Linked DNA regions of Mus musculus: all the other regions are linked to region 1. A link is a loop called in an ENCODE intact Hi-C map of the cell type or tissue named here. Cell type or tissue: heart. All regions are shown on one strand.

Region 1 (4,000 bases):
AATGACTGCAGTTTTCTGCCTGAGAATCAATTCATGGTTAAGACACTGGGCAGATGTTAGATGACTTAAAAAAAAAAAAGAAAAAAGAAAAAGAAAAAAGACACACAGCAGGCAGACATTGTTGGGTGACTACTTAACAACTATTCTCTCCTCCTCCCTTAAAGAGGACCTCTGCTTTGTTTGAAGGTGACTTATGATCAAGTTAGTGGAATGCTAGTAATTGCATTTTCTTTTGCCAGTGACTGGTCTAAGGTGGTCATGGCTCCATTTTTCTAGCCTACCACAGTGGCCACAAGCTAGGTAGGATTTTTCTCTTTCATCAAATTTGGACTAACATTTTCTTACCCTTCTTTCTTGCTTCATATAATGACCTTTGAGGATGTGATGTCTGGAGCTATGACAACCTTGTAATTAATAGGTGACAGGCTTGGAGACAAAAGTTCATATGGATATGATGTGGAAGAGTAAACACAAAGAGCTCCGGACCTTGATAATAGACTGTCCAACTAGTCCTCAAACTACCACACTTAAACTTTATGTTAAAGATGTAATAAATGACAGTGTGCTCTAAGCTATTATTTGTCAGATGTTTTGTTCCTTGTTGCCAGAGCCATTCTAAACAGATACAGTTTAGGCAGAGCATTGTGTTTCAGTCTCAGCAAAAATAGAAGATGTGAAGGCAATCGAGTATTCATTCAGGAATTTATTAGTATTAACTAGTTGTCCATAAAACAAGTTAAATTTTTTTTTAAATTTCAGATGTTGGTCTATTTGAATGATCCACATGATGCCTGTGAAAAGTATTTACTCCATTGGGTTCCAGACGCTGGGCTTTCTCTACCCCCATCATAAGTGTGAAGGCCATCTGGCTTCCAATCCACTTGGCCAGAGGGAGCCTCAGCAGGATGGAGGGTGGTATTAAAGAAATGTAGTTTCTCTCTTGGGTGACTGCTCAGCAGACAATCAAGGACTGAAGGTTACAGTCTGGCAATCTCTCCATCAGGGTGTAGATAAAGGTCCTGTCTCTGCCTGGCAGGTCCCAAGCCTGCAGCTCCAGGGCTCCACTTCCCTTATTGTTTCTTGAGTCCAGCCCACATTTAGTGTTTTTATTTCCCCAGTTCAATGGTGTGAAGGAAATCACTGTAGCTGTCTGAAGCTTGATCTAGTTTGTAGAGCTCCTCGGAGTTTAAAATAAGGGCTATCATTAAAGGGAGTCAGAAGACATGCCCTGTCACAAAAGTGAGACAAGTGCCCCAGTTCAGAGAAAACACTTTCCAAGAAATACTGGACGACTATTTGGATGAGGTGAAACATTTACGAACAGAGGGCATTCCAAAGACGAGAAAGCACGCGTTCAATGAAGGAAGAAAAAAAGCTTAAGTGTTTCTGAAAAATTAGAGCTGGGAGAGATCTGAGGTCTCCCTTGTTCTGAGTCACTTCTTCCACCTTCTTACAAACAAGCAGACGCGAAGCAGAGATCTGGTCAAGGTCAAGCCACCAGTGTCAGGACTTAGCTCCGCAGGCACCAGGTTGTTTTTTAATCCATCTCCTTCCCGCTTTCCTCAAATGATCTTCTAGTCAGTCTCTCTCGCTAAGCTGCAGTCTCCTCGAGAGCAGGATCACTGTTTTCTTCATTCTTGGAGTTCAGTAGCTAGTGTAATTAATGATCTTCACTCTCAGCTTGTTTCCGACAGGCTGTCTAACTTGCCCGAGATCACACAGCATTCGAGCACTGGACTGTATTTTACCCTCAATTAACAGGATTTCGCCAATGGATCATTTAAGAACATTCATTGAACGAATTAACAAATTCAAACCCGTAGAATCCGTTTCAGCCTTAACAGGCCCATTTAGTGGCTCCACCGTTCGGAGTAGCTGGGCACTGGACTCCCAGGATCCAGGCAAAGCACTCCCAGGATCGCCTTCGGGCTCCAGCTCCGAGGCCCCGCCCCCTGCCCAGCTGGGCACGCCCCACCTTGGGGACCAGGGTCCTTTCAGTGTTTGAGTTTCCCTTGGCTCCAGCCCCTGGCTGGAGGGCCTCTCCCCTCTAGGCGACCTGTGCCCGCTCCCAGACCAACCCTCTCTTTTCCCTCCCCCTTCTCCCTCCCTCACACTCTAAACTTCTTTTTTCCTCCCTCTCTAAACTTCAGTCATTCTAGTGCCCGCCTCCTCTACTTAGACCACCCAATCAGAAATCAGCATGCCCGCCGAGGGCCGCCCCCAGCTGCCAGAACCCAATCCACGGTGCGGAGCCGAGAACTGGGCGGGTCCTCCGGAGCAGAGCTGGTGACGGCAACGCGCCGGGCGCTGCGCTGCGGGAGGGGGCGGGGCCGGGCCGGCGAGGGCGGGGGAGGGGCCGAGCGGGGAGGAGGTTGCGGCGGGTTTGAAAGCGCCAGTTTCCTGGCAGCTGGGGCAGGCGTTGGTCTCGGCGCTCCGGCTCCGCAGCAGCCGCGCTCCAGCGAGCGACTAAGCTCGGTGCGCGCGTACCGATACGAGCCTCGGTTCCAGCCGCTCCCTCAGCTCCCGCCCCTTTGCCTCAGCCTTTCCCGCCGCGCGGGCGCCGAGTCCCGGCCGTCGGCGCTGACCCCGCCCGGAGACCCCGCCGGCGCCGCCCGCGGGGCGCGCGCTCCCTCCGGCTCTCCTCAGCGGCCCGCGAGAGGGGCGGCTCGCGGCGGCGCGCGGCCGGCGGGCTGAGGCGGGGGGTCGACGGCGGCGCCCCTCTGGCCGGGCTGTGCGCGGGGCCCGGAGCGGCACCGCGGCCGCCCGCGCGGGGGCTCCCCATGGTGCAGCGGAGGTCGGGATGTCGAAGACGTTGAAGAAGAAGAAGCACTGGCTCAGCAAGGTGCAGGAGTGTGCGGTATCCTGGGCCGGGCCCCCGGGCGACTTGGGCGCCGAGATCCGCGGCGGCGCCGAGCGCGGCGAGTTCCCTTACCTGGGGCGGCTCCGCGACGAGGCTGGCGGCGGCGGAGGCACCTGCTGCGTGGTCTCGGGCAAGGCGCCCAGTCCGGGCGATGTGCTGTTGGAGGTGAACGGGACGCCGGTCAGTGGGCTCACCAACCGGGACACTCTGGCTGTCATCCGCCACTTCCGCGAGCCCATCCGTCTGAAGACGGTGAAGCCAGGTGTGTGGTCGCCTTGGGGACCCGGGTCCTGGTCCGACTCCCCGGGGAGGAGGGGGGAGGGGGCGGCGCCGGGGTTTCCCATTTTGCGGCTAGTAAAACTGAGCTCGGGTGAACCGACAGCTGTGTAGGCTGTCAGGGAATTGGCACTAGGAGCTGGCTTTCCTAATCCAGCTCGGTCTCCCACCGCATCAAGAGTTTTTATTTTTATTTTTATTTGCCTAGAGAAGAGCCATCTCTTTTCTTCTCCCCTTTGTGGAAACAGTCCTATGATGATAATCTTTTCTTTGGAACGTATTTGCGTCTTCTAACGGGGAGAAAGGGCTTTACTATGGAGACTCGGCGCCGGATCGAGGGCCGAGGTTACCACTGAAAGCTCCTGGGAGGGCTCAGCTGGCCCAGTGCGTCGTGCACGACCGCAGACGTCTGGGAGCTGACAGTCCCACTCTGTGGGTCTAGGTGGCTCAGGTGTCTGAGTCCCAGTGAGGTACAGTGTGTGGTATGAGGCAGTGGAGCTGTTGTGTCGTCTGGATTTGGAAGGAGGACCCAGGTGCCCAGCCGAGCAAATGCCTTTGTAAAGCTTTCAAATCTACAGTATTTGTTGAAGCGCAGGGTAAAAAAAAGAACCCCTTGGTGCCCTGGTGTCTTTGATGCTCGTAAAATGTGCTGCAAAGCATGTTACGCTTATGGCATACTCCCTAGCTGGAAAGCATTGATCAGACTGCGCAGTCTGGTCTGGTAGTATGTAGTAAGTTTTCTTACGAATTTGTAAGAGAAAACACTGTTGGACCTTTCGGTATTGGTAAAATATGGTTCTGGCTTCTGAGGTGGTTGTAGACATGGGCATCGTGATTAATCATTGTTACTAGAAATCAAATTGT
Region 2 (4,000 bases), 220 kb before region 1:
CGTGGATAAATGACATTGTTTTCTTTGTGTTCTTCACCCAACCAGTAGGCTACATGTTGTTCCCCAGGTGGGTGGGTGACCGTTTTATCTTATAATAAGTTCAACCATGACTCTTGTTGGAACTGTTGGTCTGGAGAGTAACAGCAGCGACTGCATTAAGATGTGGGCACCTTTGTGGGCACCCAGGCACTGCATACTGCTGCTCTGATAACCAGAGCTTGCCTTGGTTCATGGCTTGTTCTCTGGTTGTGCTTGGGTATCACCCATCTGTATGCCTTCTTTGAGAACTGTCTGCCCAGTCGGTTAGCTTGTTTTCTGCTGGGTGATCTGTTTTCCTGGTGTTTAATTTGCCCAGTTCTGTATATATAAAGATGTGTAGCAGGCAAAGATTTTCTTACCATTCTCTAGGCGCTGGTGCTTGTTTTCTTTGCTGGACAGGAACGTCTTAGTTTCCTATACGTCTAGTTGTTGGTTGTTGGCAATGTGTGCTGTACAGTTGGAGCACTGTTGAGAAAGTTTCTTCTATGCCTGTGTCCTGAAGTGTTTTGCTTCAGGTCTGGCTCTAAGATCCACTTTGAGTTGATTTTGCACAGGGTTGGAGACGGGGGTCTTAGTCTTTCCTCTCCTTGTGGAAATCGTTTTCTCAGCACAGGTGTTTAGAGGTCTCTTTCCTCCAGTGTATGTTTTTGATACCTTTGTCCAAAGATAGAGAACTGTAGCTTTGTGGGGTGACTTCTGGGACCTCTGTTTGAGCCCCTTGATTGCCAGGGCCACTTTTTGAGCTAGTAACATGCTGTTTTTGTTACCATGATGCTGTAATATGGTTTGATATGGAATATTCCTGATAACTCTAGCATTTTCCACTTTCTGATAAGGATTTGCTTGAGATGTCAGGGTCTTTTGTCCTTGTAGGAAGCTAAACTGCTGGCCTACCAAAAGAATAAGTATAAAATTCTGAAAAAGAAAGCCCCCCCTTTCTCTGTGTTGTTTTGCTTGCTTGGTTACTTGCCTCCCTACCCAAAACAAAAAACAAACAAAACAAAACAAAAAAAAAAACCAAAAAACAAAAAAGGCAAAACAAGACAAAACCTTTCTCAGTTTGGAAGCCTGGTCCCCTTTTCTTTATGTTGAATACTCCCTATTTCCTGGGTCCATCTAGCTTAGAATTTCTTCAGGCTAAAATAACTTGGAGCTCAATTTAAACAATTATTTTTGTAGTCCCCGCCCCCCCCCCCCCCCCAGCCCCCAGCTACTTGTTGAGTAATCCAGGGTGTGTGTTCATGCCCAGGGCCAGGCAGCTGATTAAAAAACCTCTGCAGCATCCCAGGCTCTCCCGAGAAGGGGCCGGCTCACTGCCAAGCTCTCTACACAAGTTAGTCTAACCTGAATTTTGCAGTAGGGGGATGAAGAGGTTGGAATCCGAGATGCAGGGCAAACTGCAGTTTTCCCCTCACGTGTGCTCTTCAGATCCAGATATTAGAATTTAAGAAAGGCAGTGACAAGATCACTGTGGCTCTAATCCTGTCCCTTTAAGAAGCCTGTCATTTAACTCTTGAATACCCCATCAGCAATAGATAAAGGGCGGGTGAAGAAACTGTTGAGGCTCTTTCAAAAGGCGCCTTTTTGTTCCAAGGCATCTTCTTGTTTCCTTCTGTGGAGGCTCTACTACACAGCGGTTTGAACGAGAACTGGCCTCCAGGTGGCGCTTCAGCACAGAGAATGGCGGCAGAGGGCGCTACCCAGGCCACCATTGCTCAGGGATACCCTTACGTAAGGGGATTCACAGGAAATCCGGCTTCTCCGGTTGCACAATGGCGAGAGGCCTGGCCTTTGTCATGGCTCAGGCTGTAACTCAAAATCTGTACGGGGCGGTGCATGGCTCAAAAGTTCTAGAACGCTGCCAGGATGAAGCCCAGGGCAGCTTGGCCTGTTGGGAGGGAGAGGCCAGAGCTCCAGGCTTTGTCCTCGGAGGCCGGAGTCTTGTTCTGGGCTCCTAGCCCAGGATGAGCTCGCAGCTTGGCCCTCAGAGGTCTTCATTTTGATCCAAGGCTGCAGTCTTGCCCGTGTCCTCTCTCTTCCTTGAATCGTTTCCCTTCCCCCTCCTCTTCTCACCCTCTCTCCACACCCCATTCTCACCTTATGCTTTTTTACAAATTGATTGTCCTGTGTGATCTCATTTGCAGCTCCCACTTCCAGGGTAAAGGAGCAGGTTTGGGGCCATCCCTCAGTCCACGGAGAAGGTCCCTCCCATGCTTGTCACCACTAGCAAATACTGAGCGGCTTGGGCAAACATTGAATTCAACTTGGTGGTTCGAGAGCTTGGCACTGAGGAGTGCTCAGAACCATTTCCAGCATGAAGAAATATTTACAGACGGAAGCTGGGTGGAAGAGCAGTGTGTCCCAGGACTGCATTCTAGAGGTCAGGACCCCAGATACTAGAGCCACCGCGAAGCACTAGTTACAGCAGTTAATGTCTAAAGGGAGAAGAACAGCGGCACGCAGAAACCCGGGGACCCAGTCTCGGTGCTTGGCAGACACTATGAAACTTCTCCAGGTTCGGCCCTGGAGTACCTGTCTATAAGGGGACAAGTGACAATATGGTCGAAACAGAATGAATGGTGTGTATGAGAGCTCGTTTAAAGCATGGGGTGGATAGGCATTCTGACTTATCAAAAGCCGCCTTTCCTCACTGAGAATGCCCTGGGGCAGGGAGTGTCCTTGTAGCTTTTACCTATTCTGCCCCCATTGGATATCCGGCCAGCCCTTTCCTTGGTTTTTGTTTGAATGTGCGTGCTTCAGGCATTTGGGACTTGAGGCAGACTGACTAACTCGGTTCCAGTCCCAACTCTACCTTTTACTTGCTGGCTGGTGCTGCATGGGTCATTTAGCCCCTTTATGCCTGCTTCATATCTGTTTGAGTGGTAATATGATAACAACAGTATTAACTACAATTTTAGGAGCTGATACACAGACAAATGTGTGTGTGCGCGCAGGCGACCACTGAGGCCCCTCCCCATGTCTCAGCTGTCTCTCTCTAGTTATCCTGTACTGGAGAACTGGTTTGGTTCACACTGGGGTGGGTGTGGGGGGGTCTCATCAAAATTGTGTAAGATTCCCTCAGATCAGCTGCCAGACTCTTGGCTCTCTCCCATTCAGTTACAACGTTCTCATGGTCTAAGTGAGAGAGGAAACCACTAGAAACAGATGGGTTTTGTGTTGTTTTTCTGACAGAGGCACTGGCATCTTCATCTTCAGCCTCTCCAGGGGTCCAGCGGAGTTACTATAGTGTATGGCAGTTGTTCCGTACAAACTCGAGGCAGACAGGAAGGAAGGGACCTTGCGGATGATCACACTAATTAGTACAGAGTAGGTTATCTGGACAAGAGCCTGTGGAATGCAGAGCTATCCCTTAAGTCTTCTGACTAAGCATGGAAATCACCAAGGAAATGTGATCAGCCTGCAACAGAAAGGGGTGGGTAGGAGAGAAGAAACCATAGCTTCGTGCTATCAGCCAGAAGCATCGTTTTCCATCGCTCAGGGTTCCATCGCTCAGGCCAGGTTGAAAACCTTGCCTCTGTTCAGGGTCTCCAGTTGCTGCCTGCCCAGGAGTCATGTTCTGTGGAGGAGTTCATCATTTGTTTCATAGCCTCTTAGGTACCTTTCCTTATGGCTCAAGACCAGCCGGCTCACTGGGTCTATGTGCAGGACTGAGGAGGAGAAAACAGAGCTGGAGAGAACGGGCTTCAGAATGCTCTCCCCACCCCACCCCACCCCCGTCCTGGTTTATATAGCTCAGGTGGGTGGGGAACTTGCTATGTAGCTCAAGATGACCTTGACCTGATCTTCCCGCCTTCACTTCCCAGTACTGAGATTCTAGCTCTGCAGGCTCCACACTTGTTTTATGTGGTGCTGAGGATCGAACCCAGGACATTGTGCATGTTAGTTAGGCCAGCACTCTTACCAACTGAGCCACTTTCAGCCCTTTAGGGTAGGTGCTTTT
Region 3 (4,000 bases), 200 kb after region 1:
TAATTTGAAGATATTTTTCCTCTGTTAAAAATATTATTCATAAAAGAAAACTAGGTTCCCAGAAATTCAGCATCTTCCCAGGCCTTGGGGCTTCGGAAGGTCCATTTCTCATGGTGACAAGGTCACAGTGTCTGCCCCCAGTTCAGTTATTTTTGAGTGCAGCTTTCTTTGAGAGCAACTCCATTAAATTCCACTGAAGGAAGGGGATGGGGTTCAGTGTTTAACCGACCCTGGAGAGAAGGAGCAGTCTTTTTTCCTAGCAATTCGGGTTCTAGAGATAGTCTGTTTACAGCAGCTTGTCAGGATAGAGGATGGTAAGGCTCAGCCTTGAGAGGAGTTGATCTGCTTTTCTTTTCAGACTGTTTCTCATTTTCTCAGTGCAGAACATAACTTGGTTTCTCTCACAGAATTGCCCTAGAAGGTGAAATTGGGAGAGATGTCTGCAGTTCTTACAGACATTCCTGGTCTGACCATAAGCACCTTGCACAGCCTGACACTGCAGTGATTTCAGTTGTGGGCAGTCGGCACAATCAGGTAAACACAGACACCCTGATGTTGATTTTTTGGGTTGCTGAATCACTGAACATTGGTGTTTTGTTGCGAATCTGTTCGGATACATTTGCTTCCAAAATTACTAATTTTTACAGGACTGGTAATGTGGTTGTCATTCACTACACCATACAAACAGAGAAGTCAGAATCGAGGTTAAGTATGCACAAGTGCATAGTTGTAGCTAATTAAATGGGGGGAGCTTTTGCTTGCTTTTCAGGAAAATTTGTAAAAAATCTCCGTAAAGTGGGTACTTTCAAAAATTCTGTTCTCTTAATTGTTCTGCTGAACATTGACTGACTATAAGAAGGCATAATCTTCAAATGAATCTATTTGAATTTATGACAGTTAAGTAGCAGCCCCAGCTAGCATTCCTTTCTTGCCACTTAGAACTGTATCAAGAGTATACACTATTTCCCTCAGCTATAAAGCAGATTCTCTTCAGGACACATCAGAAGCAGTGCGTGAGAGCACTCTGTCATGATGCTTCCTTCCCCCAGAGCCTTGGCTGTTACCCTGTGGAGCTGGAGAGAGGCCCTCGAGGCTTTGGGTTCAGCCTCCGCGGAGGGAAGGAGTACAACATGGGGCTGTTCATCCTGCGCCTGGCCGAGGACGGGCCCGCCATCAAAGACGGCAGGATTCACGTGAGTTGACCTTTGTTTGCAACCTCTGCTTCTGCCTCTAGGCTGGAAAGTTCTAGAAGGAACTGCTTTAGAGGGAATGCAGAAACCCCTTACACAGGAAACGGGTTTCTGCAGCCGCATGCCACCATTGTGCTTCCCCAGCTAGCCAGGGTTCAGAGCCTGATGGCTTCTCTGTGTCCAGAAGAGCAGTCAGTGCAGGGCCGATGGGTCGGTAAATCAAATCTCTTCCATCTTAGTACAGGTCCTGAGACAGCAGGATAAAACGACTTTTATTTTACATTTTCTTCTAAGACATAATAAGCCCAGGGAGGTTTTCTACTTAGATCCCTACAGAGGCAGAAGCCTCTGGCCCTGCCACCCGTTACAGTTATTAGAAAGACGAGCGTTCACTCTGTGCTGTTCCGTCACAGACTTTCTCAACCTTACAACACTAGTGCTCAACTTTTCAAACATATTTTTACCGTTTTATTAACATTGTTATAGTAACTGAAAATCACAGCAAAAATGGTCCCTTGCCTCTGCCGAGAGAAGTGTTCCCTTTGGTTTCTACAGAGCCCTGCCAGCCTAACAGAAACCCAAAGTTCCACTTCCCTTGCCTTCCCATTTTATTTTAAAGGTAAAAATGACACCTGGTGGCGAGCCTGTTCAATTACATGTTTTATTTACATTGTATTTATATTAAAATATATAGGTTTGTGGCTATAAGAGAAAGAGTGTGACTGAAACTATGCTCTCTCTCCCAGGATGAACCAGCCATGCTCACACTGATTTTCATTTCTGTCGGAATTACTTTCCTACTTTGTTGTTCATAATTCCTCAGGGAAATGATTCTTTTATCACCTACCAAAGGGGCTTTTTTCCCACTTATTTTGGACAATAAGGGCTTTGTTAATTACCTTTCTTACTATCTCCTGACCTGTAATCTTTATTGTCTTACTCTGCTTGTTTTTTTTTTCACTTTACATAATTGTTTTTGTCTGCTTGTTACCATTACTGAATACCTGAGACTGGGAAATCTATAAAGAGAAGAAATGTAATTCTTACACGTCTGGATCCTGTGAAGAAATCCCAGGCCAGGACAGTCTAGATGGTGGAGAACTCTAGTCCTATGGCAGGGAGACAGAGAATGCCTACGAGATGGGAGCTCACTTTTAAAACAACAGAACCCCAACATCTGGCATAAAAGATTGTTTCCAACAGTATTTCCAACCAGCACTTATCTGTGGCTGGTGTGTAGTCATATTGCATAGCACTGACTCTCCCACAACCCTAGGAGGTAGGACTCTGGTTTTCATATAACAGGTGAAGAAAATGAGAGACTGCTGATCTAGAAAAAAGTAAAGCCACATACCTGGACCCCACAGTACAGCTTCCTGTCTCGTCAATAGATAGAAAGCATTAGTTTTGATATGGGGGGGGGGGTTGGATTTTTGTGTTTTATGGTGTTTTGCCCAAATGTATGTATGTATGTATGTATGTATGTATGTATGTATGTACATACACATGTACGTATTTATCTGGCCCACAGAGGCCAGAAAGATGTGTCTGGTCCTCAGGAACTGGCATTAAAGAAGGCTGTGAGCTGCTATGTAGGTGCTGGAAATTGAACCCAGGTCCTCTGGAAAAGCAGCAGTGATGTAATTGCTGAGCAGTCTCTCCGGCCCATCCCCATCATCTCCTTACTGAGTCTCTGCTGTCACATTACGTACACATTATCTGAGTATCTTACAAATATTTGGGGTTTTAATATTCAGTAATATCTCACTGTTTGAAGTCAATAAATACCCTCAGTTACATGTCACCTTGATACGGATCTCAAAACCAACATCTTTATTCACGTTTCTTACTGTTAGATTTCAGCATATTTTTTATTTTCCTTTAAAATAGACACTTCTGGTAAATGACAACAGCACTGTGGTATCTTATTCCAAGTCCTAGCTTTCTGTTTTCCAGGAAAATGATTTTATATTTGTTACTATATACAATCCAATAATTGGTTTAAATAAGTGTTCATATTAATGTATTTTTTTTCTTTAAAATTTAATCTCTAAGTTATATCATTTAGCTAAAGCCTCACTCATGTATAGGATATGCTGGCAATACAAAAGATGGCCACTGTCTCGGGAAAGCTTCAGTGACGAGCAGCCATCTGCACCAGCTTTAGAAAACTAAGTCAGGATTAGCTCTTGCTTGAAAGCACCCTTACAGATTGTTACGTAGGTGCCACTCTGCAGGGTTACTTAGGGCTATTCATAAATGTCATCTTTTCTAGGGCTTAACTTTTGGGAAAAAAAAACAAATAAACAAAAACAAAAACCTAGATTTTTTATTATTTATTTATTTTACAATACTAGGGATCAGTCTCAGGGCCTTACAGATGTGGGAAAATGTGAATTTAATGCTTGATTTCAAATGCTCAGATACTGACTGGTAGCCACATAAAACTTGCTCATGCAGAATTTTTATCAAGTAAATAAAATCATGCATTGTGTTCCCATCAGCTGTCACTAAGATAGCACACTGTCTAGGTTAAAGACTTTACAAGTGAGAATGACTTAGCAGAGCTGAAGGGCTCTGTTGACAATGTGGAAATGAAGCTCGGTGCCATTTCATACAGTTGTCAATGTTCCCTGTCCAGGTTGGTGACCAGATCGTTGAAATCAATGGGGAACCGACACAAGGCATCACACACACTCGAGCAATTGAGCTCATTCAGGCTGGTGGGAATAAAGTCCTCCTCCTTCTGAGGCCAGGAACTGGCTTGATACCTGACCACGGTAAGCAAAATAGCTGAACACTCATGCTGG
Region 4 (4,000 bases), 310 kb after region 1:
AGCACTCTTAGTCCTACTTTTTCTATGTGAAAAACCTTTAAAGACTGCTGGAATTGCAGAGATTCTCAAACAGTGCTCTGGCAAAATGAAATGAAACTAGAATCTACATCTGCATCTGCATCCTACTGCACGCTTCCTTCCCTTCAGAGATACGGTTGGTATACTTCCTAGACTCAGAGGGTGATAAAACCTTCCTCGAACCAATCCTAAACCATACTAACAATTAAAAGGGCTAATATTTTTTTTTAAAAAACTATTTTTACTACGTCTAGCTGAAAAATAAACACCGTAAATGATTTTTTTAACCTCGCCGAAGCTAAGGCAACCAGTAGTTGTGTAACCTCTTTAAGAATTCAAACTCAGAGCCCAGAGTCAAACCTGTAAATATGCTGGTGCCAGGAATGAGAAAAACTAAAGATTTCCAAGCAAGAGAACAAGAAGGGACTTTCAGTGACAAGCCTTTACTTCAGAAAGGGAGGTTTTAGTACCCCACCTACTAATCCGATGCCAAGCACTGCGCGGCGCGGAAACCCTGCCGAATTTGAAAATAAATGTTGCAAAGGCTCCGGGGGAACTGCAAACAGGGATGGAAACTGACAGCTCGGCCTCAGAGAGAAGCCTCAAGTAGGTCAAACTGTGGCAACCGCCTGCAATCCCGAGTCCACTCCAGTGGGCTCAGGGGAGTAGAGCGGCGTCTTTCAGTCCTAAAGGGGCGGGATATGGGCACTGAGACCTACAGCCCGAGCCCCAGCGGTTCGCCTGCTCTCACCTCTCTTGGGGGCCTTGATCAGAGGCACCCCTCCGCTCCTTTCGCCGTTTTCCTGCTTGTCCTTGTGCTTGAGATCGCCCGGAACGCAGGCGCCGGGGTCACCATCGGAGCCGCGGTGGTGATGGTGCTTGTGCCGCTCCTTGTGGCCCTTATGCTTGGGCCCGGCCGCGCTCACCGTCAGAGGCGAGAAGGTGAAGAGGGCCGAGGTGCCCGGGGCCGGGAGCGGGGCAGCGACAGTGGGCCCGGCGGGTGCCAGCGACGGTGGCGGCGGAGGCGGCAGGAGCAGAGGTTCAACAGGGCCCGGGACGGTTGGGGCGGCATTCGTTGGAGGCAGCGGCCCGGGATGTTGGCGGCTACGACGCCGCCGATGAGGGGGAGCGAGAGGGGGGTCCTGGCTCGGCCGCCCCCGCTTCTCCTGAGAACCCCCGCTGCTCGCCCGGCGCTGCCGCTTCACTCCCCGCGGCGAAACCCCAACATGGGGTTTCTCCTTCCCTTCTTTGTCCGGCTCCTCCTGCGCCGCCACCGCCCGTACTACGCGAACCGCTCCGACCTGCGCAGCCATTTCACCCACAAACACACATTTAAATGGCCCGACCGCCCCCCCGTCCGCGGTTCGCGCAAGCGCTGCCCGCGCATGGCCCGCTGGGCATTGGAGTCTCTCCCCCACCCTCCACTGATCGGTCGTTCTCGTAGACCTGAACATGCCGGAAACGGCAGTTCCGACACCTCTCCGCAGACCTCGCCAACCGAGCTTCTATTGTAAAGCACCCTGGACGCGCAAGGCCTTGCGGGAGTTGTAGTTCCACCGCCCTTCGCGTTCTTCCCCCTCCCCCTCCGCCCCCACTTTGCTCTCTGAGTGGAGGAGCGGAGGGGAGCGTGCGCCTAGGCACGCTTCGGGGTGCCACGCAACTGCCGCCCTCCGGCGAGTTGCCGCCAACCGCCCTAACCGCCCAAACAATGTTAATAGCTTTCAGAGTCTCGCCGTGTGTTCAGGCGCTCCACTTCCAGTGTTCCTCCTTCATCTTGCCCGGAGGTGGTCTCCATAGTGACTTTTCAATTTCGTATTTCTCCCCATAGCCTTTGTGAGGTAAAAGAATCTCCAGTTTACCCTTGACAAACCAGGAGGAAAAGAATTTCGGAATATGTAAAACGACGGTTTCGCTGTAGAACATTGTAAAGCTGCTATTCAGAAAAGAAAAAAAAAATTTTTTTGAAGCATTTCCTATAGCACTGCTGTGGCGACCGCTGCAGGCTCAAGGCAGGTGCAAATGTTGCCTTAGGCGTTCCCTGAGCGCAGCTCCGCCTTGCCAGAGTCACTTTTCCCTCCAATTCTTGGAAAGGTAGAATCCAGCATTTTTGTTGAACATACAGCTATAGTTAACAACAAAAAAAAATGTCTCGATAGAAATTTTTAATTTTTTTTCAACCCATACATATAAATTTGCAAATGTGAAAAGCGCTGTCAACCTGACACTGTTCGCCAGGAGATGGTGTTTACTCAGAAATCCGTTTTGAGTTTCATTACTTTAGCTTTTTACCTAGAATTGCATTTAAGTCCTTGAGAAAGCTATTTGGAAATAACCGACTACAATGATGTACTAGGCATATAAAAGACACTGTGGTTTAACACCACTAGTTCCCAGAGAAGTAACTTAGGCTGAGTGAACTTCTGTAATAAAAGTTATCGTTTAAAATAGAGAAGTTCTTGAACACCTACTGGGTATACATTGTACTACAATAAACAAGTAACAATACAGGTCAATTTGCCCTAGCATTTGGGTTTCCCAACAAAAAGTATTAAAGCGCAAATAATACTGTTGCTAGGCTGTATTTTCATAAGTAAAAATATTAAACTGATAGGGAAAGTAAAGCCAACCCTTTACAATAATAAAGAGCCATTAAATTATTTACTGTATAAAACTAGATTTGAAATATAATTTACTTAGAAGAATCCATAGTCATATAGAAATACATTTTCAAATCACCAGTACCTTTAAATGGTTGTGAACATAAATTCGTTTTATGTGGACACGTTTATCTATAGGGCCTTTTCTATGAAGAACACACTATCAAAAAAGAAAGTTAAAGTGCTAACAAAAAGTAACCGCTGTTGATTTTTTTTTCTTGAATTGGTAAGTGAATAACTGGGTAAACATACATACAGTTGGACACCTCATAGCAATACAGAAGTGATCACTGCCGTTATTTGTACATCATCTTTCCTTCTTTTACGCAACAATTGGGGAAATTGAGGAGATACACTCCGTTTAGACATTTAGTCATTTTCACAAGCAGTACTGCAAGCACAAAGGAAGGAGTGCTTTGTTTTCTAACTAAAACCTTTAGTCAGTCGTGATGGAGCACGCTTGCAATAGCAGCGGTCTGCAGCTTGGAGAAGGATCAATAGTTTGAGGCCAGCCTAGGGCTGCATAGCAAAATCTATTTTTTAAAGTTATTTTTAATATTAAGGCAGTGTATAAATTTAGTTGAAGGGTCGGAGAGACAACTCAGATGGTGAATTAAGTGCGTTTAACTACTTTTGCAGAGGACCCTGGTTTAGAACCCACGTAGCAAGTCACAACCTGTTATTCCAATTCAAGGGATTTGGTTCTCTCTTCTGGCCTCGATGGGCACTACACACAGGTGCTGTACATACATGCAGGCAAAAACACTTGTATACATAAAAATATTTTAAAGAGAACGTTATGATCAAATTCTTACAATTCTATTGAAATTAATGTTTATGCTGGACTTGTGTGCTTGTTACCACAGCCCTCCAAAGGCTATGGAGGAGGAGACATCATCTCAAAATAAAAATTTATATTTAAAGAAAATTCATATATAGAAAGAAAGTAAAATATAATAACTTTCAAACGTGAAAAGTAAATACACTTTGAAGCATAAACTGAAGTACAAACTTTATTGGCAGTTCCCAGTGAAATATAAGGAATATGAAAATACAAGTTTGCTGGAAGTTTGTCACATATTGCTTTCCTTTTCAAGACTATTGACAAAATATATCCTCATTACTGATATTATTATTATAGCAGTATTCAAGTAGCTTTATCTGCAGGTACAATTTTAACAAATATTCTTATAAATCCAGAGGTGCGTTACATATTCCAAGCTGATGGCGGGTTCCTTGGTCCTTTGGGTTTTGAAAAACGATTTCCGAAACCTGAGGACAAAAATAAAACTGAATGAAGATGGGTATTTTTATACACAGAAATT
Region 5 (4,000 bases), 54 kb after region 1:
CATCTTAGTTTCAGTCTCTATATCTGCGTTTTTGCTTATTTTTGTATATTACATACACTAATATTTTATATAATTATATTTTAGTTGATATACAATTCACATTTTTCCAGGTCTGTATACTAAGTCTTCATGATAAAATTCATATCCTGTTTTGCCTGGTAGCTTATTCTTGCTTATCACTCTCCCTTGGTACTCTGTCTTTAAAGACAGAATGTCTTACATATTTTAAAATTTTAAGTTGAAATTCTTAATCTTTCCCTTCAAGAGAAATTAGAGTTTAGTACAGTACTAGATATGTAATGAGCACTTAATAAGCATGCATGCGTTAATAGTAATAGCCCCTTTGGCTTTTTGTTCCATTGAATTTCACCAAAATTCTTCACTGACTTTTTAATGACTAAATGAGTTCTTGGCCCACAGCATACTAAGTATAATAATCTATTTTCATTATGAACACAATGATGCCATCTTTGTCTCTTCCCTCTCTGTCTTACTCTTAAAATGTTAATATGTAAGGTTAGAAGTCTCCGTCTCAGAATTTCATTTGGAAATTTATTAAATGTCTCAATTTATAAGTTTTATAAATGAAGCTGAAGGTTTTTTAGAGGAGTAAGTTATTAACTTTAATGAATATTACTAATAATCACATATATTTCTTCACTAATTCTTGACTCAGGAATTTATTTGACAAATATTTTTGAGTGCTTATTGTATTGTTTACTGCACGTGAAAGGGGCTAGTATTACGAAAGGGAATTAAACGTAGCCAGTGTGCAGATGTTTGCCTAAACTTTAGAGCATGGATTATTGACATGTGTCCAAGTAGAGAAAGAGTAAACAAAGAATAATTTCACTTTTTTTGATCTTTTCTAGTCTCTTATATCTGTAAAATGTAGCAAGTAAAAAATAGGGCTTTGAGATTAAAAACATGAGAATTTAGATTTTCATGAATGGAACATTTTTGAGACACTAATAGCATGTAGTTATTCTAAATCTTTAAGATTGATTCATAGCTGTGAGTTTGTGTGAATTAAATTGGCTGTTTAAAAATAATAGCTATTGAAAAACATGTATAAACATAATGTGAATATTATGTCAAATGAACTATATGAAATCTAATGATAGATTTCTTATAGAATAAATTATTTTGATTAAAGATTTAGGAATGTTACAGTGTAATAACAGAAAATAGCTGAGTGATAATAATTTTAATAACCTCTATATTCCAGTGTGTTATGTAAAAAATGTACTGTTATATAAGTGGGATCATATAATTGCCTTCATAATTTATTGTCTTCATATAATGTGCAGAACGCCAAATTAAAATATGAATACACCAGTGAAGGAAAACAAAAGCTTTCTTTAATGGCAAAATGGTCTGTAAGGATGATGAAGCAGCTTGCATAATTATAAGCCTAAGTGAATTTTATTCAGTTTTTATTTAAATAAGACTAATAAATTAACCTGTAGATTAGTAAGGAGTTTGAAAGTATTCAAAAATCAAAAGGTAGGCCATTTGAGGGTTCTAATTTTTTAATTTACTTAAAATATAAATTTATCAGATAACAATTATGGTTAATGGAAGATGCTAAATGCTGATTTTCCCCTTATTTTATGCTTCTTTAATAAACAGGATTTTGGGGGGTGAGTATGGGCGAAATGCTTTGGGAAATGGAACTGTAACTGCTCAACGTATAATGAGGTTATTTTGAAAATTCTTTAAGCATTCTTTCTGAAAGTCTTTTAAAAGTAGTTTAAAGAAAGAAATTTAAAAGGCTCTTTTCCATTTACACTACAGGAGTGCCTATACTCAAAATGATTCTTTGGAAGGGCAATAATTATGTATTGCCTTGTTTGTTTATTTTGAGTAGACTAATTAGATTCTGTGTTTTATGCTATCCTACTCTTAATACATGTGTCTGTGTATCCATTTTTAGTATAGTTGTAAAGACCTGAATGTGCACAGTACCTGTTTTCTTTCTTCCCTAAAACAGACAGCTTTATTTGCATATTCATCTATATAGTTAGTTATGTTTGAATATGATATAATAAAAAAGGTGTCATATTAGAATGCAGTCAGTATTTTTGGCAGACATTTTAAGGGTGTTTTAAAATGAAATAATTAGAGATGACAGTCTTAGAAGTAGCTGTTGTTTATAAATGTGATTCAGGGGGCTTTTCTATCACCACTTTTTATCTCCCTGACACCTGGTACATTCATTACACCCTTCTGGCACTCACAAAGCTGGGCAGGTTCTGAGCTGGCCTGGCCTACTTCTCAACCGACTTCCCAGCCGTGTGTCCTGTTGCCTGCCATCCTGGTCTCACGCTGACCTCCTTCTTCATCTGTGTCATCATGGGGACTCCTCAGCTCACCTGAGACTCTCTTTCTCTCTCAAGGCATGGAAGTCCCATATTTTTCCTGCCCAGCTAAAAGGCTAATCAGCTCTTTATTGACCAACCAGGAGATGATGGAGAAGAGTGGTTCACAAAGTACTGAGCCAGGAAAGGCTCCTATTTTCTCTTGTCTCCACTCTGCTCAGCCTGAGTTTTACATACTACTGTCGGAAGCTCAGCGTTGCTTTGCAGCCTTTTCCTTTCACCTTTCTCTTACGGAACTAAACTTACCTATTAATACTTAACAGTAATAAAATTGGAAGTGAGGCAAGTATATGTCACTTTTAAGCTGATTATTACTTCAGTCATTCTTAGCTAGTTAAATATCTTACTTTTCTACATCCTTGTTTCCCATTTTTTATTTCCTGCTTGTCTCATTAGCTTGTGATTAATGTATGGTTTTTAGTCTTTTCTTTTCTAGATAATCAAAATAGAACATAAAAAAGGACTTCTGAATTTTTTTCATTCACTTTCTGTTTGTGCTTGTCACGGGCACAAATACTTCCCTAACTACCTATGTATATGTCGAATAACATAACTAAAAATTTTAACCATGTAATTATTCTTTTAGTCCATAAGAATATGGGATTACTCCTTTTTCCTACTTGTATGTTAGACACCATTGTTAGTGGTTCAGAAGCTAAAAGAGACTGTTCACAATTCTCGTCCAGTATAGTCTTCAGCATTTACCTGCAGTGCTTTAATTTTTTAAAAAAAGAGTTAGTATATAAAGTAATGGGTTTTGTTATGGCAATTTTATACTTATATGCCAATATACTGCATTTTAATTTAGCTCTTTTCTCCACTGCTCTTCCTTGTGCTCTCTGTCCCTCCACTCTCACTGGTTCCCTTCTTTCCAGGCCAGTGGTCCGCTCTTCCGCTTCAGGGAACAGTATTTCATTGGCCTCTCTTTCCCCTCCCTTAAGATCTTTTCCTCTCCTTTTATGATTTCCTTTCTAGTTTCACACCTCTATTTCTGTGTCTCTCTGGCTATCTCTCTGTCTGTGTCTGTCTGTCTGTCTCTCAAAATATTCAAATCTATTTTCTTGATCTGAGAGAAAATATGCTATATGTCTTTTGAGTCTGGCCTATACTGTGTAACATAATGGAAGTCATTCCTTTTAAAATTAGAGCCTTTATAATCTGTTATTTGCCTAACTTTCTGGCCCCTTCACTTGTACTTCCCATTGCTAGTGCCAGCCAGCTCATATAATTGTAGTTCCTTAAACATACTCAGTTTTCTCTTCTGTGCCTTTGGAGTGCCCTTTACTTGGACTGTTATTCTGCTGTTTCTGGTTCCCTTTCTTGTCATCTGACAGCTGTTTCAAGCCTGTTTGGTGGTTATTGACTGGAGTCATTTCGTGATGACTCCTCACTTTCTGTGCTCCCATAGTGTCTCCATTGTTGCCTTTAAAATTATACTGTATTGTTTGTCACCTTGTGTGACTATAAGCTCTATGGGAACACAAATGGAGTCTTTCATTTCTCCCTGCATTGGACAGAACACTGTGTTCAAATGGAAGCAGGAAAAGAAACTGAACTTGAGTGTCTTTCATGTGCCAGAAAAGTTAAGCTTAGGTATCTAGATACAATAAATTACGTTA
Region 6 (4,000 bases), 220 kb before region 1:
GATGGGGTTCCATCAACCTAGGGAACCCTATGAAGAGAATCCAAAAGAGCTTACTGAGCCCAAAGTGGATCTTTTATTATTTATTTGAAGCTATTAACGGTGCAAAAAAAAATCACAATTACATTTTCATACTATGTAATATCCTTTATTCATCTCTTGGAAGTGATGATTGGCCTGAAGAAGGTGTGGGAGAGGGATGTACTGAGGTTCTGGTTCTCGAAAGACTTAAAGGACAGGGGAGGAGCTTGGTTTTGACTGGGAGGTAGACGGCTTGGCTCGTGGGCGGAGGAGATGGGGTGAAGGCCGGCTTAGGAAAATCACTGTGGTTACTGAGACGGACTGGCTGGAGGTCAGAAGAGGACTAAGGAACTGCTGTGTGGTCTGCATAAGAGGTATTAACAAGGCTGGGCCTGTAGCTCAGTGGATAGAATGCTTCTTAGCATGTGTGAAGCCCGAGGTCCATCCCGTAATGATGCTTAAACCGATCGATGCATGGTGGCACAGGCTTGTAATTCCAGCACTAGAAAGGTAGAGGCAAGAAAGAGGATCAGAAGTTCAGGGGCATCCTTGGCTACATAGGGAGCTCAAGGCCAGCCTAAGGTACTTGAAACACTTAACGAATGTTAAAATAAATAAACATAAAAGATGCTAACCAGCATCATGGAGGAGGACAGTTACTACGGAAATAGAAAAGCTGCCGAGAGTCAGGAGAGACTTGCCATTGTCTTCAAGAGCTCCAGGGAAAGGTGCCAGCTTTTCTCACAGCCTTTTGAACAAAAGCAGCACAGGGGGAGGCAAATAGCTGAGCTGAGGTATTTGATGAGATACAAGAACAGCTTCTTCCCATGCTGGGCCAGGCCACAAGCGGGCCCTTCACGGGCAAGTGGCTATCATGCCTGGACCGCAAGGCAGGCCACTCAACGCTGCTCTCTGCTAGATGAGAACAGCATTCATTTTTCTTGGGAATCTGAATATCAGTGGAGGCCTTCAAACCTGACTGAACAGGACTCAGTGGTTGAATAGCAGCTTAGCATCTATGAGGTGTGGGGTTCAGTCCCCAGCATCAAGTACATATGCACCGTCCCTCACGCACATAGAACACCTGAGCGTCACAAACTCTGATGAGCTCAACAGATGCTGATGCCAGCCTCTGCTTCCAGAGAGCTGGAGTTGAGCAGGGGACCCACAGTCTGTGGTGTTTTGAGGCAATTAGAAGTCAGGGTCAAATCCTTTTCACTCATGACTCTATTAGCACGAGAACAAACTGAGGGTCAGAGAGGAACAGGGTCTTACTTAAGTCACTCAGGCAAAGGTTCCAGCATCAGAGCTTGGGTCCGGCTCCCCAGGTACACCGCAGACTCATGGCTGGCATGCTTGGGTCTAGGTGGAAGGGTACATCATGGCAGAAAGGCTTGGGAACCTTGCCTATCACCCTCTAGGAAGACCTAACGTGAACAAGAGAGTGGCCAGGGAAAGGAAATGATATAGTTAATCCGCCAATGATACAACCAATCCACAGTCTATTGTTAATTTTTGTCCCCCACACTCAGAAGGGGCCTTTTCCCTCCAGTTTTTCCAGCAGCCATCATATGGGGGGGGGGGGCAGGAGGTCTGGCACCGGGGGTTCCCCAGGGCCAAGTCCCACTAGGCTTCTTTCTGGGAATCGAACCTGGGACCTCTGCAAGAGCAACAAGTGTTCTGAACCTCTGAGCCATCTCTCCAGCCCCAGAAGCAGGCTCTCTGATCCCATCTTCATTCGCACATTGATAGGAACAGCAGCTGGTATTTATGGAGTGGTTTGCATTCTCTATACATCTGAGCTATTTCATAATCCCAGGGTCTAGTAGCATTTCTATTCCTATTTACATGTGTGCTGATCAGCTTTTTGTCAAACTAGTCACAAACTAAAGTCATCTTGGAAGAGGGGACCTCAGTTGAGGAATTGCCTCCATCAGATTAGCATGTAGGAAAATCACATCCATCAGATTAGCATGTAGGGAAGTCTGTAGGGTGTTTTCTTACTTAATGGTTGGCGTGGGAAGGCCCAGCCCACTGGGCAGGTGGTCCTAGGTTGTATTAGAAGGCACATTGGGTAAAGCACAGGGAGAAAGCCAACAAGCCGTGTTCCTCCACGGCTCCTGCTTTGGTTCCTACCTCTTCCAGGTTCCTGCCTTGGCTTCCCTCAAAGGTGGACTGTACACATGTAAGCAAAATGAGCCCTCCCCCAGCCTCAAATCACTTTTGGTCAGTGTTTTATGACAGCAACAGAGAAGCACACCAGGACAAGCTGTTTCTGGCTTTCCTGATTATCATGAAAAAATGCTACCTTGAACATGGAGATCCTTGATTTTTACATGGGCCTGCGTTGTAATTGCTCTTGGGACTGTACCTCAGAGAAGAGCTGCTGAGTCACTTGGTATGGCTGGAACTCTTGAGTGTAAACAACAGGAACTGCCTCTCAATAAAGAGGACTTTTACTGGCAGTATCATGAAGGCTTCCAGAATCCCATAAAGAGAGGCAAAAGGATGGGCCTAGAAAATAGACAAAAGCGCCATAATGGTCAGTGGCCAGGCAGTGGAGTGGGTGGAGATGAGCCCTTCACGGGCCATCATCAGCACCCTAACAGCAGGCAGGTTAGCAAGGATAGAGTGTAATGAGTTGGGTCATAGTTTGATGGGATGTGGGAGACACCAGACTGAAGACCCAAAGACCAAGGGCAGGGTCTAATGGGGATTGGTCATACCTGAGTTCCCCTCGTGGGTCCTGGATGTCTAGATTCTTTCTGGCCTCTCTGCGCAGCCTTCTGTTCTCCCATATTTTTTGAGATGTTTTGGGACCTTAGGACTTTAAACTAAGGAAGGTATGTCAGTTTTTGACCTCTGTATTCAATTTTTAATCAACATATTGCATGTCCTCATGAGCTACAACGTGGCTGCGATTTTTCAGTGTCTGTGCACAATGTGTTATGATTGGATCAGGATGACTGGCGTATCCATCACCTCAGACAGTTCTCATTTCTCAGTATGGGAACGTGTGAAATCCTCCCACCAGCTACTTGCCCGCCACCGTTAAACCCTGGATGCTATAGGGCCTTAGCAGCGATTCCTCCCATCCGGCTGCAACCCTCTGCTCACTAACCACTCTCTCTACATCTCTGCTCAGGTTCTGGACCATTGTATCTCTCTGCATTCAGCCAGGATATGATTCAGTACACAGTGTCTTTCTTGACACTTGCTTGATTTACGTCACTTACGTCCAATTCCACCCATGTTGGGCGAATGACACAGTTGTGTTCCTGTTTATGCACAAATAATATTCTATTGTGTGTTTACTTTTTTTTTTTTTTTTTTTTTTTTTTTAAGAACAGTGTTTCTCTGTGTAGCCCTGGCTGTCCTGGAACTTTCACAGAGATCTGATGCCTCTGTCTTCCAAGTATGGGGATTAAAGGTATGTGCCACCACACTTTATGTTCGTATCCATTTGTCTGTTACTGGGCACCTAGGCTGATCCTACCTTCGCTGCTGTGAATTGCGGCCATTTAACTCTGAGCCACAGACTCTTGGTTGGGCTGATTTCAGTTTATCTTAATATACACTCAGCTTTCTGGGTCACATTGCAGTTGTGTTCCTTGTTTTGTAAGGCAGATGCACGCTGTTTCTCTGGTGGCCATGCTCCCAACTGCTGTGCTCAAGGCTCTCTTTGCTCAACATTTCCACCGGCATTTGTTACCTTCGTCTTTTTAATAATTGACATCTTATCAGGGCTGACTTGATGTCCCATTGTGTGTGTGTGTGTGTGTGTGTATGTGTGAGAAAGAGAGAGAGAGAGAGAGAGAGAGAGAGAGAGAGAGAGAGAGAGAGAGAGAGAGAGAGAGAGAGAGAGAGACATGAGCACAGGAACCTGCAGAGGTCAGAGGGTGTCAGGTCCCCGAGGGCTAGCATTAAGGGCAGCCGTGAAGCAATATAGGTGCTGGGAACTGAACCTCTCTCTGCAAGAGCA
Region 7 (4,000 bases), 98 kb before region 1:
AAGCAGTATTGGTCAATATTTAGAAAAGGTATGGACTATGTTTACACAGGTCCGATGCTTCAAAGATGATAATGTTCTTTTCCAACTATAATTGCTTTTTCTGTTCCTAGATTCCAATCTCTATGGTGATATCACACTCAAGGGTCCATTTCTACATGTAAATGGCATGTGATGAAATTGTATACATTTGCCTTTTATGCAGAAAAGAAAGAAAATAATGTGAGCACTCAATGCATTTCACTGCATTGACGATGACCAGGACAAACCATTTGTCTGGTAGAATATTATAACCTCACTCTCTTAAAATCAGAACTACAGGCTGAAGATAGATGCTCTCTTCTAGTAATGTCTCCCATTTTTACAGATGAGAAATCCATTAAGAGATGACCCCCACTGCTCTCCTGATAGCAAGTGACAGAAAGCAATTGACTTAAGCAACAATGGAATGTGTTGGTCTATGGAAACAAAACATCTGAGGGGTAAGCATGGTTTCAGATGAGGCTGATTTCATAGCTCAAATTCCACCTTACGTGGCCATCTTCCACCACTGTCTTGGCTTCCATCCCAGAATCTAAGTGCACAGAGCCCAACATGATGGCGCCAGCCCCAGCCTCCTACAGACCCACGTTTAACAGCATTCCATTGGTTCTAGTAGGGTCCTGTGACCCTCGTTAGTGAATGTCAGTGGCTCACAGTGGCTTAATGATGGTCACATGCCAACCACAGGACCCAGTTTCCATCCAAGCATCAGGGTGTGAAGAGAGGAGGGTTGTTGCCATAAGAAGAAAGAATAAATCTTAAAAACCAACAGTGGCCTTGCTACTTTAGGTGGTATTTAAGATTTTTAAATATTCTTATTCATGATGGGGAGTCTTCCTGTATCTCAGGAATTCCCCCATGGAGGGGGGGGGTTAGTTTGTGATTGTTTGAGGAAGCAGAATGAAGCCAAAGTGTTCCCCCATTTCTCTCTCTCTCTCTCTCTCTCTCTCTCTCTCTCTCTCTCGTCCATTATCCTCTTTGTCATCCCCAGCATTAGTTCAAATCTCTGCGGTGTCTCTCCTCTAGAACAAAATATTTAACAAATAGTTCTTCTAGATCTCTGTGAGGAGTGTTTAATGGAATGTGGGTTTCCCAATTGGATCCTGAACATTTCAGTTTATCTCTCTACATCCCTCGTATATTACACTGGCAATTTTGGTGACCTTAATTTGAGAACCTGACCTCCTTCCAAGGAGTTTGCATTGTTTGTTTATTTAGTGAAGTTGACTATTCATAGTTATTTGTTACCTGCCTGGTGGGCCAGAACCACAGAGAAATCGGAGTCTCTCTGCTTTGAGTGTGTCTATTCCTCTTGTTTCTCATTATTTTTTTAAGCTTCTCCAGAGTCTTTCAAAGTCCATTCCCCACCCACTTCCTTGTTATAGGTTAGCAGCCATTTCCCTTAACTGCATCTCTAGAATCTATTCAGCCACTTAGCGACATCCATTCACCAGGTGAAAATCGGCATTCTTCAATAACTACTGAGTATGCCTGTGTGACTGTGCATGCTAAGTATCAAGACGAGGGATTGGCACTGTGATATGCAGAGTGGTGTCAGGAAGTTATTCCCAGGAGTGGAGCACATTCCTGCTGCCAGCTAATCTCTCTCTTGCTATTCAGAGACTCTCACTTTGTTTAGCTGACGGTTCTGCTACACTTCTCAAAAATTTCACAGGCAGAGCTTCTATTCTGGATTATCCAAAATCAACTAAAAGGAAAAGGGGGAGGGCCACAGGCGTGGGTCTCTCTGGACTTTCCACAAACAGATCTCCATGTCTTATCATGCGACAAAAGCTTCTTCTAGAAGCATAAACAGGAGGGCAGAAATAACTGCTACTGTATCTATAAAATTTAAGTTTATCTGTTATCTGCTTTGACAAACCCCTCCAGCACTTGGTAGCTAAGAACAACAGCCGTTTTATCAGTTCATTATTCTGCAGGTCAGCAGCGAGGGCTAGATGCAGCTGGACATTCGGGGGCTGGTTTCATCAGAGCCATTCATGCGGCTGCAGGCAGCTGGCAACTCAGACGGGGCTGGAAGCCTACAATGCCTTTGCTCGTGTGGATGGGGGTTGGGGTGAGGGGGTTCTGGCTGGTGTCTAGGTTGTTCTCTCCAGCAGGCTGGCTTGTGTTTCTTCACCTACTGCCAGAAAGTTCTCAACAACAAGAACGAGTCAAGCTCAATTGGCAAGTCCGTGTCCAGCCCCTGCTTCTGTCAAATTTGATAATGATCCCATAGGCCAACTCAAGTGGCCAAGTCCAGAGCCAAGGTGGGAGGGAACAGCTCAAATATGTGAGGGTGGGAGACAGGATCTATTTGGGACTGTTACTGTTTTTTAAAAATCCATCATATATATTAAACACCAATATCCTTTCTTTTCTGAAAACAAGATCTACCAGGGAAGATTTAAGGGCAAACCTATTACCAGGAAGAAGACCTGTCAGAGAATTGTAGACACAGAGCAGAGACGTAACCTTTTTATAGACTTATTAGTGCCAAGAGAGCACTGTCTATGTGTTGAGGTATTACCCCAATTATAAAATCAAACCCACTGTAAAAATAGGAGTGTAGAGTTAGACAGGAGCAAGCCGCTCTGGTGTGCACAGTAGGGTGACTGTGCACAGTAGGGTGACTGCAGATAACAGCAATGCATAGTGTATTTCAAAGAGCTGGCAGAGAGAGTTTTGAATGTTTTCACCATAAATGTTAGGTGAGTAGACTGAAGTGTTTGCCCTCATTTAAACACTACACAACTCATATGTCTCAAAATGTTGTGTGGTACTCCATACATATATAAAGCTTACGTTTTTATGTGTCAGTTAAAATACTTGTGCATTAAAAAAAATAGAAGCCAATATGTACATAGACCTACCTAGATATTTAATATACAACTTCAATTAGGACTCTTCTGAAGGACTTAGGATACGAAGGGAGCAAGACGTATTGGCTTCAGTTAGTTCAATGGGTCATCCCAGCCCTAGAGTAGAGAGAATGCTAACAAGATGGTTCTCGTAAGTAACATTTCTAAATCACAGTTTTCAGCTCCTGGCTTAAGATTTGGACCACTCTGTGAGGTGGGTAGTAAATCTTATCTCCATCTTACAAACATGGACATTGAGGTTTAAAACACTTAGCTGGCTAGAGTTCACGTTGCTAATACAGAGGGCTGGGGTCTTGAACTCTGTCTACAGAGCCCCAGAGATTGTCTCCATCTTGAAATTTTTTTTCAACTGCTTTGGACAAAACAGTGATGCCCATGCTTTGCTGTTTCTGTCTAGCCAAGCACTCTCTGAGTGCACTAGAGTACTAATTCTCTCAGAAGGTTTTCTTCTGGAAGCCTCCTTAACATGGAGTCCTGAAAAGGCAGCTTCCATTGTTGTGACAGCGTGAGAGTTGATAATGAGGTTCATTACTTCCTCAGGGAGCTCTGGGACCCTTTCCCAGGAGTAACTCTGGCAAATCCTTTGCATGTACATTGCTGCTGCCGTTGTGTGAGAAAAGTCACACGTCTTTCTGTCTTTACCCAGCACTAAGGCGTTCCTTATGCTTCTCAGTGAAGCAGCTGCTGAACTCAGCCTATCTGAGTTTGATGATGTAAGCAATCCTTCATGCAGCACCTACCCATCAAACAGTAGATCTGAAGATCAGAGCTTTAGAAGGACTGACTACCTTCCCACAGGACGTATAACTGAATTAGACCCCAGTTAGTGGTAACTTGAATGTGATCGAGAATGAGAAATGCTATCCTGAAATGAGTCTGTTTTTCCTAAAAGCTAAAGGTAAATGGAGCACTTGTACTTTGGTGTGGTCCTGCCTTTCAGGACACTTGCCCTCTGACATACATAAACCCCTCTGAGACAGGGTCCAGTTCTGTAGCTCAGGCTGCTCTCCTGCCTCAGCCCTAAAGGCACTGGTATTATTTGCATGAGCTACCCTGCCCAGCTTTGCTCTCCACCCCAA

Evidence for each region. Peaks named below come from ENCODE experiments on the same cell type or tissue, not always from the same donor. Only the 100,000 strongest peaks of a DNase experiment are listed, where the experiment ranks them.
Region 2: it touches region 1 in a loop (7-fold over the local background); 20 of 42 quality-filtered maps call a loop at or near these places.
Region 3: a loop joins it to region 1, with 2.2 times the contacts of the local background. A loop is called at or near these places in 2 of 42 quality-filtered maps.
Region 4: it touches region 1 in a loop (2.1-fold over the local background); 3 of 42 quality-filtered maps call a loop at or near these places.
Region 5: a loop joins it to region 1, with 1.9 times the contacts of the local background. A loop is called at or near these places in 4 of 42 quality-filtered maps.
Region 6: it touches region 1 in a loop (4-fold over the local background); 20 of 42 quality-filtered maps call a loop at or near these places.
Region 7: a loop joins it to region 1, with 1.8 times the contacts of the local background. A loop is called at or near these places in 5 of 42 quality-filtered maps.

What each region holds. Positions count from the first base shown.
Region 1 is chr3:104,218,767-104,222,766 of GRCm38, reverse strand. It overlaps Magi3 (membrane associated guanylate kinase, WW and PDZ domain containing 3), which reads left to right and starts at 2,361. Exons shown (of 21, transcript NM_001159354.1): 1 at 2,361-3,122. The coding sequence starts at 2,801. In heart, a CTCF peak has its summit at 1,865; DNase peaks (open chromatin) are centred at 2,216, 2,996 and 3,626; H3K4me3 peaks cover 3,170 bases; H3K27ac peaks cover 3,222 bases.
Region 2 is chr3:104,439,918-104,443,917 of GRCm38, reverse strand. No RefSeq gene overlaps it. Among named protein-coding and RNA genes, the nearest start is that of Gm38412, 33 kb to the right of the region's middle. In heart, no CTCF peak of the experiment used is centred here; DNase peaks (open chromatin) are centred at 1,357 and 1,837; H3K4me3 peaks cover 779 bases; H3K27ac peaks cover 1,747 bases.
Region 3 is chr3:104,017,471-104,021,470 of GRCm38, reverse strand. Magi3 (membrane associated guanylate kinase, WW and PDZ domain containing 3) reads left to right here. Exons shown (of 21, transcript NM_001159354.1): 18 at 408-534; 19 at 1,050-1,193; 20 at 3,832-3,970. Among named protein-coding and RNA genes, the nearest start is that of Phtf1os, 51 kb to the right of the region's middle. In heart, a CTCF peak has its summit at 1,833 (motif pointing left); no DNase peak of the experiment used is centred here.
Region 4 is chr3:103,911,923-103,915,922 of GRCm38, reverse strand. It overlaps Ptpn22 (protein tyrosine phosphatase, non-receptor type 22 (lymphoid)), which reads right to left. Exons shown (of 21, transcript NM_008979.2): 21 at 3,671-3,947. The coding sequence ends at 3,883. It overlaps Rsbn1 (rosbin, round spermatid basic protein 1), which reads right to left and starts at 1,803. Exons shown (of 8, transcript NM_001356556.1): 1 at 770-1,803. The coding sequence starts at 1,472. In heart, a CTCF peak has its summit at 1,711; DNase peaks (open chromatin) are centred at 762 and 1,492; H3K4me3 peaks cover 2,530 bases; H3K27ac peaks cover 2,672 bases.
Region 5 is chr3:104,165,263-104,169,262 of GRCm38, reverse strand. All of the region lies in intron 1 of Magi3 (membrane associated guanylate kinase, WW and PDZ domain containing 3), which reads left to right. Among named protein-coding and RNA genes, the nearest start is that of Magi3, 53 kb to the left of the region's middle. In heart, no CTCF peak of the experiment used is centred here; no DNase peak of the experiment used is centred here.
Region 6 is chr3:104,434,564-104,438,563 of GRCm38, reverse strand. No RefSeq gene overlaps it. Among named protein-coding and RNA genes, the nearest start is that of Gm38412, 27 kb to the right of the region's middle. In heart, no CTCF peak of the experiment used is centred here; no DNase peak of the experiment used is centred here; H3K4me3 peaks cover 280 bases; H3K27ac peaks cover 362 bases.
Region 7 is chr3:104,317,229-104,321,228 of GRCm38, reverse strand. No RefSeq gene overlaps it. Among named protein-coding and RNA genes, the nearest start is that of Gm5546, 41 kb to the left of the region's middle. In heart, no CTCF peak of the experiment used is centred here; DNase peaks (open chromatin) are centred at 598 and 2,138; H3K4me3 peaks cover 945 bases; H3K27ac peaks cover 3,152 bases.